Regions from separate parts of the Homo sapiens genome. Here region 1 is linked to region 2. A link is a loop called in an ENCODE intact Hi-C map of the cell type or tissue named here. Cell type or tissue: CD14-positive monocyte. All regions are shown on one strand. Links, peaks and the distances in the headings refer to the core of each region. The heading gives the core; the rest is flanking DNA.

What was found. A loop is a pair of places that touch in the nucleus more often than their neighbours do. Peaks named below come from ENCODE experiments on the same cell type or tissue, not always from the same donor. Only the 100,000 strongest peaks of a DNase experiment are listed, where the experiment ranks them.
Region 1: a loop joins it to region 2, with 4 times the contacts of the local background. A loop is called at or near these places in 5 of 110 quality-filtered maps.

Annotation. Positions count from the first base shown.
Region 1 is chr4:138,304,018-138,306,949 of GRCh38, reverse strand. The region is part of intron 1 of LINC00498 (long intergenic non-protein coding RNA 498); the gene reads left to right. Among named protein-coding and RNA genes, the nearest start is that of LINC00499, 4.2 kb to the left of the region's middle. In CD14-positive monocyte, for the core only: no CTCF peak of the experiment used is centred there; a DNase peak (open chromatin) is centred at 1,709; H3K27ac peaks cover 2,313 bases.
Region 2 is chr4:138,246,350-138,249,281 of GRCh38, reverse strand. No RefSeq gene overlaps it. Among named protein-coding and RNA genes, the nearest start is that of SLC7A11, 5.5 kb to the right of the region's middle. In CD14-positive monocyte, for the core only: no CTCF peak of the experiment used is centred there; no DNase peak of the experiment used is centred there.

The sequences.
Region 1 (2,932 bases), core at 229-2,728, 58 kb before region 2:
GTGTTTGTACAGGCATTTTTGAACATTAATCAAACAATGACGGGAAATATTGCTACAAGTTATGAAATTAAGTAGTTGAGGAATGATACAACCAAAGTAAGCAATAGAAACTCTAGTTTTTGTCTAGTGGGGGTGGGGGTTTGGGGAAGATATAAAACCTAGGCTACTCAATCTACTTTCAGCTTCTCATCTACTTCTAGAACCATAAAATATTAATGTATAAGTCACTTTTAAAAATCCTTTATTTGACCTCCAAACAATTTAAGAATTGCTGTAATATCTGTGAAAAGTGGCCCTCTACCCAGTATTTTAATTCTTTGAAATAGTCTCTTTACTTCAGAATAATTAGAAAACTCAAAATAGTAATAGTAATATTAATAATCTTCTCTAAGGTTGTAATCTGGGCTGAGCACAGTGCTAGATGTCAAATATACATAATCTCATATAGCTTTCACAGCAATCATATGAAAACTGTTATTACCCCCATTTTACTAAAAGGGAATAGCCAAGACTGAGAGAAGGCAAAAACATAAGTCCTCATCTGCTAGCAATTATTGGTGATGTGATTTTATATTATTGTCTCAATGACTGCAAAATCCAAAGCCTTTCTTACGAAATATACAAGTTCTCAAATAATGTATTGTTTATATTAATGACAGTTTTTACTTCCCTAATTTTATATATTCATTTTAGTTTTGTCTTTTAGAGCAGCCCAGAAAAATCTCATCCCTCTTTTTCAGCACAGTCTTTCAGAAATTTGAAAATCGTTATTATATACCCTGTAAAACATTTCTACATGAATGGAATTAGTGCCTTTATAAAAGAGACCCCAGAGAAGTATCTTGTTTCTTCTGCCATGTGAGGACACAGTGAAAAGACAGCCATCTATGAAGAGGACCCTCGCCAGACACCAGATCTAGTGGCACTTTGGTCTTGGTCTTTTAAGACTCCAGGAGTGTGAGGAATAAAACACCCAGTCTGTGATATTTTGTTATGTTAGACTGAATGGAATAAGACAATGTTATGGACTGAATTGTTTCCCCTAAAAATTTATGTGTTGAAGACTTCACACCTGAGTACCTTAGAATGTGACCTTACTTGGTGATAGGGTGTTTACGGAGGTAATCAAGCTCAAGTAAGGTTATAAGGTGGAATTTAATCCTGCGTGACAAATTTCCTTATAAAAAGGGTGAATTTCAACACAGAAACATGCATATAGGGAAGGTGATATGAAATTGCAGGGAGGACACCATCTACAAGCCTAGGAGACAGGCCTGGAACAGACAAAAGACCCTCCCCTCACAGCCTTCAGAAGGAACCAATCTTGTCAACATCTTGATTTCAGATAGCTAGCCTCCAGAACTGTGAGAAAAAACATTTCTGTTGTTTAAGCGAGCCGGTTTGTGATGGAACTTAGTTATGGCGGCCCTAGCAAATGAATACATCTACAGATTCTTCAGCTATCTTTTACAACACTTTGTTTCCCGTTGGGTTTTGACCACTGGCATTTTAATGTAGCAATACCCCATTTGAAATTTAATGTCAAGGCTAAACAGATGTAGTCTGACAAGTGAAAAGGAGAGAGAAATGGTTAGCTTAATTTCTCTTTTTTCTAGTTACTGTTCCTCAACACACTATGAGTTGCATTGAGTTCAAACAGCTGAAACTTTGGATTCAGAGTGAGCTTCTGCTTTTTGGATGCACAAACAATGCTTTGAAACCCTTGTGGAGAGGGGAATCCTTCTCCACAAAGTCAGCAGCTCATTAATCATAGACACAAAATTTGGAGAAAAAAATGAACTTTCTGTTTTTCTCCATTTTCTCTCTTTGATGACGCAGAAATGGAAATACATTTTTGTAATACATCTTATTTCAGATCACTAAGCTGAAAGCAATCTACATAGCCATAAATTTGGAAATAACAAGTATAAAACATTTCAGAGTGAAGGAAAAATTTTTTTAAAAAAGAATTTACTGAAAAGTAAAAGTATCTGTCACAACTGTAACAGGACTCTAAGCAAACATATTAAAAGTAGCATTTCTAATCAAATTCATATTCACCAATATCAGAAAAAAAGTAGAATGGGTATTCTCAGATAACCACTTTCTTTGCAAACAAATGATGACTGTTGAGGAGGAATATATAAATCATGATGTTGACCCTCTTTTTGAAGGTAATGTACCTTGAGTTGTTTTCATAAGGGTGGTGATAAATTCTCCCCATCTATCCACAATCTTTATATGCCCACAAATATACATATGTTGTACAAATATGTACGTGTTTAGGTATATATACATATATGTCTATGTGTGTATATGTGTGTGTGTGTGTGTGTGTGTGTGTGTATATATATGAAACCAACCTAGAGGAGGATAAGAATTTTAGCAACAATGTTTTCTCTTGCAAAACTAGAAAACTTACATGAATATCAAGCATATGACTTTGAATTAACACCATGGTCCAAATGAGCTAATGGATTAAATTTCAAAAACATTTCACACAGTGACATATATGGAATATAAGCCTTATTTTTACAAGCATTCACATAGTCACTATTTACATAGTCACAGAGACATAGAATGTGGTCATATTTTACATAAGCTTGAGATAATGTGACATAGCACGTTAGTAAAAATCTCACTTTATGGGCATGAACTAATGCTTTAAAATAAATCTAAGCTTTTTTCCCCCGAATTTTTAAGAATTGCATTATGTGAGAGCCATGGAATCAGTCTGAAGGAATTATAAAACAAGTCGTTGCTCTTGTCACAGGATAATGCTGCCTTGTCCTTTACACAGACCCCCAGACCGTTAGTGACACATCTCCGAATGATTTGCTTAACTCTTGTCCTTTTTTTTTTTTTTTAACATATACTGTTATCTTTAAGAGTTTTTAAACATCTTATAGCAATGTCATACAAGTATTTACTG
Region 2 (2,932 bases), core at 331-2,830:
TGGCAGGTGAGTCAGTAAACTACAGATTTTTTTGAGTCTGCACTCTAGACTACGTTCAATATCAACTGTCTTAATTCAAGTTCTCTAAAAAAAAAAAATACCACAAAATAAGGAAATGCTTCTATGAATACTGTGGAGGGAGTGCAGGAAGCAGAACACGGACGGGAAAGACAAAGAAAGCTAAAATTTCAGGTAAACGCCTAGCCTGATCCTGCAGCTTGGGAAAATAACTCCGGAGATTGTCTCAACTAAAGGCAAGTATGTTGGACTGTCATATTCTCAAATCAAGGAGTGATCGGTTAACATCTGTTAACATTCCATAAGGGATGTAAACTCCCAGGCATCCCTACTCTCTGCCCCCATGGGAAAAGTGGCTCCGTTAATCTAAGCGCCGTCCTCTGAGGAGAGTCGCAGGTATGCCTTTTTAAGCAAAAACAGAAGCTAAGGAACAAATACCCAGAAATAAGAAAAGTGATATGAGAAAATCTCTATAGAACATCAACTATCACCTACAATTGATAATATTTTTTTCCTATTGATTTAATATTGAGAGAAGTGTGTTGAATTTTCAACATTTGCTTATCAAATTTTCTTTGTTATTTTATTGTATGTGCTTCACATATTTTGTGCTGTGTTCTTAGATGCATAAAGATATTTTATCTGTACAATGACTCTCTTCATAATAGTTTTTGCTTCACAGTTTTTTTGTTTTAACTCCTATCTTGTAGGAATAGCAAGCACTGAATATGCAAAGAGAGTTACTAGTAAGAGAGAACATCAAAGTGGAAATAAATAGTCAATTCCTGTATCTTCTCTTAAGCCAGAGTCAGCGAACTTTTTCTGTAAAGAGGCAAATTATAAACATTTCTTATTTGGCAGGCCATTCAGTCTCTTTTGCAGTTACTCAACTCTACTGTTGTAATATGAAAGCAGCCATAGAAAATATATAAATGAGTGGGCATGGCTATGTTCTAATAAAACTTTATTTATAAAACTTCCTGTCATTAGCCCATTGCACTGACCTTGTAATGCCTTATTTGCAGTTAAGATATTGCTAAACAAAGAGTTGGCGAACTACACAGGAGCTAAGAAAAATGTTTATATTTTTAAAGGGCTGTAACACACACACACACACACACACACAAACACACAGATACACAGAACATGGACAGAGACAATGGGTAGCCTTAAAGTCTAAAATATTTACTACTTGGCCTTTTACAGGAAGTAGGCCAATGTCTGCACTAAACTCACAAAAATGAGTCTGGCAGTTTTTCCTCCTGTTTTCACTTTCTGAAATAATTTCTCTAAGGAGGAGATTATTTATTTCATAAAAATGTGGTAGGCCTTACCTGTAACACAAGTAGAACCTAGTTTTGTTTGGTTTTATTTTTTTGAGCCAGGGATATCCTTGATTAGCACCATAAATAGTTGCCATTCCATTCAGTTTTTCTGTTTTTTCTAATGACGTAATAGAATCGATTCATTTTCCAGAAATGTGTCCATTTTATTCTGAGTTTCACATTATTTTCCATATAGTAGATCACTGTACTCCTTTATTATTTAAAAATTCTCTTTAGCTCTCTAAGATATTTTCTCTTTTTTTAAACTCACATTTAATATATTTCCGAATTTTTTATTGCTTACATTTGCCAAACCTGTATCTAAATTATTATTCTTTCTAAATAATTAGATTTTCCAATTGGGAATGTTTTCTATTCCCCTTTTGTTCTTAATTTTTTTATTTCTGTAGTTATCTTTTTTTCTTCTTTGACTATATTGTTTTTACTTAAATTTTTCTGTTGAATATTGAGCTCATTTCCTCTTTTATTTTCTGATGAATGTATCTTGAAGCTTTAAGTTTTCCTTTAAGTTTTCTTTAATCTACTCTAACAAATTTGAACATATGGTTTTCATTGTTATTCAGTTTTAAGTATTTTGTGAATTTTTTCTCAGGGCCTATTTTCTAATTTAAAGATAAGTTGGTAGTATGTTTTTTTTTTTTTTTTTTTTGAGACAGAGTCCCCCTGTGTCACAATCTCAGCTCACTATAACCTCTGCCTCCCAGGCTCAAGCGATTCTCCTGCCTCAGCCTCATGCTGGGATTATAGGCATGAGCTACTGCACGCAGCTGGTAGTATGATTTTTAATTTCCAGACATATAAGATTTATTTTATTAGTTTTATAACTATTAATTTCTAATTTTGTTGCATGTTTATAGTAAGAGTGTATAGTTTACACAATGTTGATTCTTTGGAACTTACTGGGGTTTCATTTTTGTCTTCGATACGGATAGTTTTGTTAATGTTTCATATATGCTTGAAAATAATCTTTATTTTTTATTTGGTGGATGGGAAATTCTCTATAAAGTAACTCTATTGAGTTGATTAATTATGCTCTCCAAATTTTCTACAGTTTTGCTTATTTGTCTGCTTGAGCAATCTGTTTCTGAAAGAATATCACAAATTTTCAACTATTGTGCTTTTTTTTTATAATTGAGTTATGGCATAAATACAGAAAGGTATAACAATATAAATGTAGGCCAGGCGCAGTGGCTCATGCCTATAATCCCAGCACTTTGGGAGGCCGTGGCGGGTGGATCAGTTGATGTCAGGAGTTCAAAACCAGCCTGACCAACATAACAAAATCTCATCTCTACTAAAAATACAAAAATTAGCTGGGCATGGTGGCACATGCCTGTAATCCCAGCTACCCAGGAGTCTGAGGCAGGAGAATCACTTGAACCCACCAGGCAGAGGTTGCAGTGAACCGAGATTATACCACTGCACTCCAGCCTGGGCAACAGAGTGAGTGAGACTCCGTTTCAAAACAAAAATAATAAAATAAAATAAATGTAAATCTCAGTGAATTGTCAGAAAGTTAAAATATTCAGGTAATTACTACCCAGGTTATAAAATAGTACAATACCAGG